4 separate regions of the Homo sapiens genome follow, and regions 2, 3 and 4 are each linked to region 1. Evidence: chromatin contacts called from ENCODE Hi-C or POLR2A ChIA-PET data. All regions are on one chromosome and are shown on one strand. Each heading gives the region's core, a stretch centred on a gene start or an enhancer-like site at or near the end of the contact. The rest is flanking DNA. Distances are from core to core; before and after follow the strand shown. Region 1 holds the start of MX2 (MX dynamin like GTPase 2). Region 2 holds the start of UBASH3A (ubiquitin associated and SH3 domain containing A). Region 3 has its middle 32 kb from the start of RSPH1. Region 4 overlaps UBASH3A (ubiquitin associated and SH3 domain containing A).

What was found. A loop is a pair of places that touch in the nucleus more often than their neighbours do. ChIA-PET counts read pairs that join two places held with the same protein, here RNA polymerase II (POLR2A). Pooled maps may share reads with other maps.
Region 2: a pooled map shows a loop between it and region 1 (6-fold over the local background). The contact joins the promoter of UBASH3A here to the promoter of MX2 in region 1. A Hi-C loop is called at or near these places in 4 of 37 single-sample maps with no recorded cell type and 7 of 50 pooled maps. POLR2A ChIA-PET finds 5 or more read pairs at or near these places in 2 of 52 experiments (GM12878 and OCI-LY7).
Region 3: a loop to region 1 is called in a map with no recorded cell type, with 6 times the contacts of the local background. The contact joins the enhancer-like site here to the promoter of MX2 in region 1. A Hi-C loop is called at or near these places in 3 of 37 single-sample maps with no recorded cell type and 4 of 50 pooled maps.
Region 4: a pooled map shows a loop between it and region 1 (5-fold over the local background). The contact joins the enhancer-like site here to the promoter of MX2 in region 1. A Hi-C loop is called at or near these places in 1 of 37 single-sample maps with no recorded cell type and 5 of 50 pooled maps. POLR2A ChIA-PET finds 5 or more read pairs at or near these places in 2 of 52 experiments (GM12878 and OCI-LY7).

Annotation. Positions count from the first base shown.
Region 1 is chr21:41,360,613-41,363,312 of GRCh38, forward strand. It overlaps MX2 (MX dynamin like GTPase 2), which reads left to right and starts at 1,415. Exons shown (of 14, transcript NM_002463.2): 1 at 1,415-1,443. RefSeq lists enhancers at 840-1,099, 1,120-1,959.
Region 2 is chr21:42,402,546-42,405,245 of GRCh38, forward strand. It overlaps UBASH3A (ubiquitin associated and SH3 domain containing A), which reads left to right and starts at 1,357. Exons shown (of 15, transcript NM_018961.4): 1 at 1,357-1,513. The coding sequence starts at 1,401.
Region 3 is chr21:42,462,724-42,465,423 of GRCh38, forward strand. No RefSeq gene overlaps it. Among named protein-coding and RNA genes, the nearest start is that of RSPH1, 32 kb to the right of the region's middle. RefSeq lists an enhancer at 1,154-1,665. Within about 2 kb of position 1,333, at least 15 of the 41 ENCODE cell types and tissues checked have a DNase peak (open chromatin) inside an H3K27ac peak, as active enhancers do.
Region 4 is chr21:42,424,547-42,427,246 of GRCh38, forward strand. It overlaps UBASH3A (ubiquitin associated and SH3 domain containing A), which reads left to right. Exons shown (of 15, transcript NM_018961.4): 8 at 2,151-2,274. Among named protein-coding and RNA genes, the nearest start is that of UBASH3A, 22 kb to the left of the region's middle. Within about 2 kb of position 1,350, at least 6 of the 41 ENCODE cell types and tissues checked have a DNase peak (open chromatin) inside an H3K27ac peak, as active enhancers do; they include GM12878, where a contact is called at or near this core.

The DNA of each region.
Region 1 (2,700 bases), core at 165-2,664:
GAGGGTGGAGGGTCCCCTGAGCTGGCCCGAGCTGCTCGTGTCCCTCTGTCCGGCTTCTCTGAGGCCTTTCTTTGTGCCTTCCTTGAAGCAGTAGGCCGGCCCAGGCCCTGTTGTGAAAGACATTCCTAGTGAAACCGAATGTCACATCACGCTGCCAAGTCTGAGATTCACATTCCTCCCCTCACTCCTCAGCCTCTGTCCGCCCGGGCTCTTGGGAAGAGAAGTGGTTCAGGGATAGGTGATCCTGACGATGATCTCCTGGTGTTAATATTTCTAATGCCAAGGTTTTGAAAAACATGTTAAGTTTCTAAATATCTTCCGTAAAGTTAAGCCTGCACTCAAGGGAAGTCACTACAATGACTTAGCCAAGAGGAGCTCAGGAGTTTTTTTAAACGTATAGTGTTGATGTCTGGGAGAGGATCACGGGTGGATAGGAGAGCTGAGAGCCTGCTTCCTCCCTCCCAGCCATCACTGCCAGTCCTTGAGAGGCTTGGTCCCCTCCCCGGTGTCTGGAGGGCTCCTCCTGGAGGTTCCCAGACCTCTTGGCTCTGGTGATGGGAATGCCTGGCCCTCCTTGACTTTGGTCACAGAGCAGGAAGCCTTAGGGAGCATGCGGTTGTGCACCTTCACTTTTGCAGGTGAAAAGTAACTGAGGACCAGAAAGATGACATGCAGCTGGCTCAGGGCTGAGTTCCGGAGCCTGGGGTTTGTCCTGGGGCCTCCTTATCTCCAATGGGAAGAAAACCGTCTTGGTTTTGCGGCGGGGACCTCAGGCACGGGTGCTTGGAGAAAGCTGTTGACCCTCCTTCTTTGGGTTTTCCGCACCTAATGAGGGGAGAGGTGACATTTGTCAGGTGCGGCTCAGGCATGAAGCTAAGCAGGACAGCTCAGAGCGTCCAGATCATGTACCTGAGAGCATGTCCTCGGCTGTAACAGGAGTGCATCTGTGAGGCCCGATACACGAACCACACGTGGCTATTCATTCAAATTACATGGAGTTCGAAGTCCAGTTCCTTGGTCGCAGTAGTCACATTTCAGAGCCACACAGGTGGTACTGGATGGCACTGTCAGGGCAGAACCTTCCAGTGACTGAGCCACTCTGAGCTGCCCCCATGCCAGCCTCCCCTGGAATCTGTTAGCAATGCTGATTCTCAGGCCCAGCCCAGACCTGACAGATCAGACTCTCTGGCGGGGGTGGGGGGACAGCCGCCCCGTCTCCACAGCTCTCCCAGGATTCGGATGCAGCTGGAGTTTGGGGACCACTCTGTGAGTCATCTGGAGAGCACGCTGATAACTCAGTTTCATTTCTGTGGCCAGATCAAGTAGTTTCATTTCTCTCCCTGTTTGTTGATGACGGAGCAGGGGAGGGAGTGGTTCATATGCCACATAAAAGTGAAGTGGAGGAAAGGGAAGAGATGATTTCTCCATCCTGAACGTGCAGCGGTAAGAGCGGGGCCGGTGCAGGGAGGGCTGCTTTGTGTCTGATGCACAGCAGATGCGTGTTTAAAAAATATTTCCTGAGTAACGTGACATCTGCTTGGTGAATGTGGCTTGTGCTGGGAGGCAGGAGCCACAAAGATAAGATTCTGGTGTGAGGAGCAGAAAGGGCCCATGTTGCCACCAGCCCACAGTAGCCTTGTGCACAGACAAAGAGGCTCTGGAGGGGAAGTGGCTGGCCCTGGGGACAGGGTGGCCTCCATCCTGATCTGGCCAAAAGTCGGGTGGACGCAAAGGGGTGGTTTTTAGGACAGCTTTGCTCAGCGTCCTACAAAGTCTGGGGGTTGAGTAAGGAGCTTTGTGCCCGAAAAGTCGTCTCGGAGGGTTTCAAGTGTTCCTTCTTTTGTGGTATTTGTGATGCTCTGACGTAACCTTAGTGACGGTGATATGCTGGGAAATTGGCTCTCATGGGGCGGGGCAGGGCAGAGGGTGGTGCCTGATTTCTAGCCTTTGCCGATTCTCTTCCGTTCTCATGGTGTGAATGCTCCCACCGTGGCCAGTTCCCAGCCAGTAGGGGCCAACTCCAGCACTCTGGACCACTGCACCCTGGATCGCCTGCACTCTGGGGGCTGAAGTCCATTTTATAATTGATATAGAGCGGAAAGGAGACATGGTGGTATTGATGACGCAGTTTTTTTTTCTTTTTTTTTTTTTTTTTTTTTTTTTTGAGAGAAGTTCTCGTTCTGTTCCCCAGGCTGGAGTGCAGTGGCGTGATCATGGCTCACTGCAGTCTCAAGCTCCCGGGCTCAAGGGATCCTCCCACCTCAGCCTCCCAAGTAGCTGGGACTACAGGTGTGCACCACCACACCTGGTTAATTTTATTTCTTTTTGTAGAGACAGGGGCTCTCTATGTTGCCCAGGCTGGTCTCAAACTCACTGGCTCAAGAAGTCCTTACGCCTCAACCTCCCAAAGCACTGGGATTACAGGCGTAAGCCACCCCATTCGGCTTTGATGACACCTTTTGAACACTGTTCTTTCTCATTTTGTGTTTAGAATGTTGTCTCTAGCTGTTTAAAAAGATCAGGATTCCAAGCTATCTTTCCTCGCACCCTCTCCTCCGTTTACTCTGCTCTACTTCCCAGCCCCGCGCCAACCCCTGAAGCACTTTTGACTCCCTTCGGATGTACAATTTTTTTTTCTTTTTCTTTTTTGAGACAGGGTCTTCCTGCTCTGTTTCCCAGGCTGGAGTGCAATGGTACCAT
Region 2 (2,700 bases), core at 107-2,606, 1.0 Mb after region 1:
GCTGGAGTCTCACTCTGTCCCAGGCTGGAGTGCAGTGATGCAATCTTTGCTCACTGTAACCTCCACCTCCTGGGTTCAAATGATTCTCCTGCTTCACCCTCCTGAGTAGCTGGGATTACAGGCATGCACCACCATGCCCAACTAATTTTTGTATTTTTTAGTAGAGACAGGGTTTCAACATGTTGGCCAGGCTGGTCTCGAACTCCTGACCTCAGGTGATCCACCCCCCCCTTGGCCTCCCAAAGTCCCAAAGTGCTGGGATTACAGGCGTGAGCCACCACGCCTGGCTGGTATATTTATTAATCAAATACTACACAGCAATAACAGTGAACTAACTGTGGCTACAAGCAATAATGTGGATAAATTTTACAGGCATAATTTGAGGAAAAAGAAATGAGATATGATAGAGAATATGCTATATGGTTCTATTTACATAAGGCTCAACCACAGGCACAATTCATATACAAGTGATACAGCAGTTTACTTTCTGGGGGAGGGAGGAGATAACTGGAGGAGGCTGAGCTGGGGGCAGAGGTGCATCTGAGGTTCTGAGAATGTTCCAGAGCAGGCTATCTCCACCTTGGCACTAGTGAAATTTTGTTGGGGAGACTGTCCTGGGCACTGTGACATTCCCGGCCTCTACCCACTAGTGCCGGTACCACGATGTCCACCCCACCCACCACCACCCCCGCCTCATTTTGGAAACAAAAATGTCTCCAGACATTTCCAAATGTCCCCTTGGGTGGAGGAGGTACAAAATTCCCCTGGTTGCCCTGTTTGATTTTGGGTCGTGGGGGAATTAGGGGTGTGGGCTCATTTATGGAAATTCCTTGAGCTATACACATATGATTCATCAACTTTTCTGTACACATATAAAGCTTTTAAAGTTTTTAAAATAAAAAAACAAGTCAATGAATGACTGAAAGAACCAGTAAGTTTTCCAGCAATCCGAGACAATAGATAGAGTGGGGTTTAATGTCTTGTTCACAGACAAGGAGACTGGGATCCAGGGTGGGTCAGGGCAGGGGGCCAGCAGGATCCAGGAGGGAACTCATTCCCTGACTTCTCCTCCGCTTCCTTCCCCCATGCTCTCACGCATTCTTGCTCCCGAATACTAGCCAAGTCCCTACAGAGGCTGATCCCGTGCAGGGGCTCGGTTGGACCTTTAGCCTCAAACTCCCGTGGTGGAAACAGTTAGGATTGGTGGACGCTGCACCCAGCATCCTGCAAACAGAATTCTGAAAACTGATATCTCATGCAAACAGGATATCAACTTTTGTCAGAAAGATCAAAAAGAGCTTGAGGTTTTTCTTCACAGCCTCAGCCTTGCCTCTCCCCCTCTTGCTTTATCTCCTCATTTCTGTGTGCAGGCGAGCTTCTTGGCCTAAGGGCAGGAAGAGATGGCAGCGGGGGAGACGCAGCTCTACGCCAAGGTCTCCAACAAGCTCAAGAGCCGCAGCAGCCCCTCGCTCCTGGAGCCCCTCCTGGCCATGGGCTTCCCGGTGCACACCGCGTGAGTACTGCCCAGAGACCCCGGGGCCCAGCCAGTAAGGCTGGTGCCAGACCCTGCTGCGGCCCCCGGCATGGAGCTGCAGGGGTGTAGGGTACGGCTTCCTGCCAAAGCAGTGCACCTTGCAGGGTAAGACACTGCCTCTTCACAGGGCCCTCTTCTGCTTCTCGTAAATGAGGTGATCTTGACCAAGCTTGTCCAACCCACATGAGGCCCAGGACAGCTTTGGGCTTAAGCCATCATCCCACCTCAGCCTCCTAAGGCTGCCCTGTTCAATTTGTGTTGGCTGCCCAACACAAATTGGTAAACTTTCTTAAAATATTATGAGATTTTTTTTTTAGCTCATTAGCTATTATTAGTGTTAGCGTATTTTATGTGTGGCCCAGGGAGGCACAAGAATACCCCTGATATTCTTGACCTTTTAAAGACCAGCTCGGCTGGCTGACTGGGGGACCCTGAAATTTGTGAAAATCAGAAGCCATGTATTACTCTGGGTGCCCCATTTTGGGGGTTTGGAGGAGATTGGGGCCTGGTTGTAATCTCTTTGTGTGCAGCTCAGTGACTCTGAAAGTGGCGTTTCAAGATATTCAAACTCTAACGTGAAAGGCCCCAAAGCCCGCTGAGTCTCTAACACTGGGACCAACTGTCAGCAGGGCTGTGCTTCCACGCTGCCCGGGGAAAGTCACTTGTCCTCAGAGACAATCCCTTGAGTGTCTGATAACGAAACAAATGGGTAGGAAACTTCAGACACAGTGTGAGCGCGACCCTGCTTACCCAAGGGAAAGGCCTGCATGTGGAAGAGCTTAGCCTTCAGAGTTACCACTCTCGGAGAGGGAGGCCACGACACCAACATTGGGTTACAGCTTTCATGGCAAACCAGTGCCTTAAATCTGACCCATTCATTTTTTCACATGGAAAAATGTATCAGAAACACACTTTAAATCTGACCCATTCATTTTTTCACATGGAAAAATGTATCAGAAACACACTTTAGGTAACTTTGGGTTGGGGAAGGAGCTAAACTTTCCTTCCACACTATAACAAAAGCTTGGCCAAATTGGGTGAAGTAACTCTGAAGCTAGACAAACCCATTTCTTCTCCCCAAATCAGGGCTTTGTCGTCACTGTTATGTTCAAGCTAAGCCAGGGGCCTTTGAATGGGGAGTGGGGTCAGGCATGTGCAGGGCGGCC
Region 3 (2,700 bases), core at 83-2,582, 1.1 Mb after region 1:
GTGCCTTCACAGACCTCACATTTCAGTGAGGGGGAGGGTCAGCACAAAGGTAATTATGCAAATTAACACAGCAGGAAGTTCTCCTTATCAGGAGATAAACAGTACAAAGTCATGCACAGCATATCCTGTTAAACCAAAATACAAAGTAAATAGTGAGAAGTAGGGTTTGATTTAGAGTCTATCTTGATCAATTAAAAATTATGAACATTGGTCCATTTTACCTTGTATTTTGAAAAGGTAAATTAGGCAAAATTGCAACTATGCCCAAATTCTTAAAATAATAGTAAGTCAACATTAATGGTGGCAGTAGAGTTCTTATACATTTTCTGACTATGTTTTATGATAGCAGAACGCAACATTTTTAACTTCATGTTTGACTTAATACATCATGTGTTCAGCAAAAGAGTCATTTTTACAAAAATATGTATGGCCTTTAATTTTCCCAAGAGCTCTTCATCATCCTTTGAATTAAATTATTTGTTTTGTCAGGGCTGGTTTGTTTCTGTTTGTTTGTTTTTTCTTTTATCCCCCTAAGTAAGGAAACAAAGGACTAGTTGTTGACAGTCTCATACCCTATTGTTACTTAGTCTCATTTTTCCAGAACCTCCTTTGTCAGTAGCTTTGTGTATAATTTGAGTAGTCCCCCACATAATGTTAATCAATTCCATGAAACCTTACAGCGTTTCCAAGATTGAAAATTTCCCTTTGCCATCCATTGGTGTTATATTTGTATTGTGTTGTGGAAAATTTGACAATCAGAAAAACTGATTGCCAAGGGCGTGGACACAATGGTTAGAGGCAGAGAGATGCTCAGGCTAAACAGGGCAGGTGTTCAGTGAGGGTGCAGCCTTTAAATGGTGCGTTTGTGGCAAATATTTTCAAGGCAGTCTGACCACTTTTGCTTCTCTACCAACTTTCTAATACGGGGTCCGAATAACGAATGCTTGGAGGGCATCCCTGGCCTACCCCAGCCCCAGGCACAGTGCCTGGCACACCCTTAGCTTTCCAGAAATAGTTATTGACTGGATGAATTGCTAATTATGGTAAATGGCATTGGTAAAAAAAAAAAAAAAAACTTCAGCCAAATTAAATTTAAAGGAGTTTAATTGAGCAATGAATGATTTGCGATGCGAATCAGGCAGCCTTCTGAGCCAGGGTAGGCTTAGAGACTCCAGCTACGTGATGGAAGCATATTTATGGACAGAAAAAGGAGAGTGAAGTACGGAAAACAGAAGTGAGGTAGGGATGCAGCTGCATTGTTTACAGCTCGGCATTTGCCTATTTGGATACAGTTCGAACAGTTGGCTGCATTTGATTGGCCAAAACTCAGTGATTGGCACAGGTGTAGGCCAATCTGCTTACACCTCCACTTGTTAGTGTTCACGACTTACAGAGAACCCTTTAGGCTGAACTTAAGTATGTACGGAGGCTAAACCTGGTTTAACAGCATAAAGAAAAACAAAAGAGCCAGGAAAGAGGACACCAGAGAGGCCTTAAAGAGTCTAGAGGCAGGGAAGGCCTCTGTGCGGGGTGAAGTGGGAGGAAGTGGCTGAGGAAAAGAGGAGCATGGGGCAGGAAGTACGGGTCAGGTCGGGCGAGGGTACCACGTGTGAGTGTGAGGCAGGAGCGCAGCAAGGTGGAGATGGGGAAGGCGCGATGACGTGGGCCCTGCAATGACGCTTGTCTCTGTAAACCACAGAGCAGCAGCGGTGGACAGGGACAGAGGCAGTAAACACAGGGCATGGTCCCCTCCCCACCCCAGGGCCAGCAGCCCTAAGGAAGAGTGACTTAGGAGAGTAGTGGCTGACCAGCTCCAGCAGGGCCTGGGGTCTGTAATCCTGCTTGAGGGCTTCCAGAATTCCAGTGCTGCATGCTACTTTAGGTTTAGAAATAAAAGTATTCAGCTGGGTTTGGTGGCTCATGGCTGTAATCCCAGCGCTTTGGGAGGCCAAGGCGGGAGGATCGCTTGAGCCCAGGAGTTTAAGACCACCCTGGGCAACATAGCAAGACCCTGTCTTTACAAAAAATAAAAAAAATGAGACTGGCTTGGTGGTATTCACCTATAGTCCCACTACTCAGGAGACTAAGGTAGCAGGATCTCTTGAATTAAGAGGTTGAGGGTATAGTGGGCTGTGATTGCACCACTGCACTCCAGCCTGGGGAACAGAGTGAGACCCCATCTCTTAAAAAAAAAAAAAAAAAAGAAAAGAAAAGAAAGAAAAGCATTCTCATAGTGTGATTCCCTTGTACCTGTAATAGGTCCATTGCCTGATGCACTCTGCAAATCAATATGCTAAGACCCTGGGCTGCAGCAGAGAAAGAGGCTTAATCATGGGGCTACCAGAAGAGGAAATGGCAGGAAACCTCAACTGTATCTCCCCAAGGAGTGTGGGGCTAGGGTTTTTAAGGGTTTTGGCGTAGGCTGCAGTGTGGAGATGGTTGATAGGTTGGAGAGTGGAATGAAGCCGTGGACAGGGAGATGGAAAAATGGTGTTCTCATGCTGACTCGGTTCCTGTTGTGGGGATCTTCAAACCGGTTGGCAACAGCTGTTCTGCTGGAATTCAGGATCTGCTTAAGCAATTCTTAAACAGAAGCCTTACGATTCTAACAGCAGGGAAGTTCCTGTCTAGAGGAACAGTGGGGTGCAGATGGTTGGTATCTCATGCTATGGGACTTTCCCTTACAAGGAAGTGGGTCAA
Region 4 (2,700 bases), core at 100-2,599, 1.1 Mb after region 1:
TGTGGGACAAACAACAGGGGGGCTTGAGTGTGAGGGCTCGGGAGAATAAGTGCCATCCCCCAGTCAAGATGAGGACTTTCCCAACACTGAAGACAGACACAGCAGATTACTTCAAAAACCTCAGAGCAAGTTTACAGCAAATATCTCAGACATAAGAAAGGTACAATTAAGGGCTAAATTGCATTCTGCCAACATTCATATGTGGAGGTCCTGACCCCTAACACCTCAGAATGTGAACTTATTTGGAGACAGGGTCTTTAAAGAGGTGACTAAGTTCAAATGAGGGCATTAGAGTGGGCCCTGATCCAATATGTCTGGTGTCCTTATAAGAAGAAATGAGGACACAGACACACACAGAGGGACAGCCTGTGAGGAAACGAGGAGAAGTACCTGTCTACAAGCCAAGGAGAGAGGCCTCAAGAGAGACCAGCCTCAATGGTGGCTTGACCTCAGACTCGCAGCCTCCAGGACTATGAGGGCATCTGTGGCTGTCGTTGAAGCCGCTCAGCTGTGGGACTTTGTTATGGCCGCCCCAGGAAATGAACACAGGGACGTAGTGATGCAACCCCCAGATGGCAGCTATGTCCTTTTAAGAACCAGGGAGAATTCAAACACATCTGTTTCATGGTGTAAGTTACTGTCAAGAGGCTCTCTTAAGTCAAAGAGAAAAATGGAAATGTGAAAATGCTAAGCTCTTTTCTTTCTCCTTCCGTCACCCATGTTCACAGCATAATCTTGATTGTATTTCATTTGAAAGACTAGCAAAATGCACTCCGTTTCTCTCTGTAAACCTCACAGATGTCATCAGTTGATAGCAAAGCCCTACTGTCTGCAGAGCGAGCCGCAGGGAGGCTGTGGGTGCCCTCGCCTTGCCCTCAGGAAGGGGAAACCAACCAATATTTCCTGTGCTAATGTGGGGCTATGAATTGTGCCTCACTGCTCTGAGCATGTTAATTTGAAGAGGAAACTGTCGATTGTTCCAATGAGACTATCTATATTCTTGGTCTACTTAGGATCAACTCAAGTGTGCATTTCCTATCTAATGGCATCTGACAGCTTGAGAAGATGCAAAGTAAATTGGCCTGGACCTGCCATAGTTTATAGATGGAGACAGGGCAGGTAATAGTGTGAGAAGATCATGTGTAACGCAGATGCTGAGATGCAGAAGAAAAGATGCCCTTCCTGGCTCTGGACGGGTCTCGGTGGAGGAGTGGGAGCTACTGCTGGTTTTATGAGAATGTGGGGACTTGAGACCTCTATGGGAGAAATGCAAACATTTGCAAATGGGCTGGATAAATAGAAACATGCCCTGTGCATGGCTGAGAACAGTAAACTGTGGTGGTGTGTCAGTTCCTCCCAGAGTGGATCAAAGGGGATGGTGTATTAGTCAGGGTTCCCCACAGACAGAGACAGAGACAAAGACAGAGAGACAGAGAGTGACCGAGAGAGAAAGAGAGAGAGAGATCTAGTTGAAGGAATTGGTTCAAGACTGTGAGCCTGGCAAGTGCACAATTTGCAGGGCAGGCTGGCAGATGGGAGACCCTGGGAAGAGTTGAGGTTACAGCTCAAGTCCAAAGGTGGTCTGGAGGCAGGATTTCCCCTTCCTCATGGGACCCCAGTTCGTTTCCTCTTAAGGCCTTCAACTGGTTGGATGAGACCCACTCACAGTGATGTGTCGAGACATTCAAGGACCATTTTCTGATTTAAAAAGCTTTAAATGTTTTTAATAAGGACTTTCAGCTATTTAAAAAGATTGAGCCAGCACCATGGAGTCCAACAGCCCCATCATCTGAAGGGTGGTCTCTGCTTTACTCAGCCTAGTGACTTAAATGTTAATCTCATTCTAAAAAAATACCTTCACAGTGACATCTAAAATAACATTTGACCCAATACCTGGGTACTGTGGCCTAGCCACGTTGACATGTAAAATTACCCATCATAGACGGTGATCATTGTAATAAAACAAACACATCATCCACACTTCCTGAGTCCTGAGCACTTTGCACACGCTACTTCATTTTGTGCTCATGGGAACCTTTCTGCTGAGGTTGTCCCGGACATTCTCAAGTACATACATGACCAGATGCTGGGTCTCCATGGCAACAACATGGTCTCACTTCTGTTCAAGCCGTGCTTTCCTTCCCCTGCAGGATGTACACCTTCAGTCTAGCCACAGACCTGAACTCCAGAAAGGATGGTGAAGCCAGCAGCAGATGCAGCGGGGAATTTCTTCCACAAACGGCAAGGAGTCTTAGCAGCTTACAGGCCTTGCAGGTAATAGAACATTCCCTTTTTTCTTTTAAGTAAACTAAGCAAAACTACACTTTGTATTAACTTCACGGTGGACACAGCTTCGTAGGTGTAGCTTTTGTTCCATAGACACATCCTCCCTGCCCTAGAGCGTGGTCAGCAAGGGGGCCTCCCAGGTCTGAGGGTGCCGGGGGTCCTGCCCTGGTCTGTCTGCTCTGGGCAGACAGGGAGCCACCCCTTCATGGCAGAGTGCCCCACCTTGAGCTCCTCAAGGCAGCTGAATCCCGAGTTCTCATCCCATTCCCTCATTCATGAGCCAAGAGGTCCCCAAGACGTCACCTGCCCCGGTGCCTTGGCCCCTCATCTTTTGAGGCAAAACTCTCCATAACCTGGGGGTCAGCAGACTCAGGCCAGGGTCCAGGGCACAGCAGGGCACCCCGAGCTGGCCAC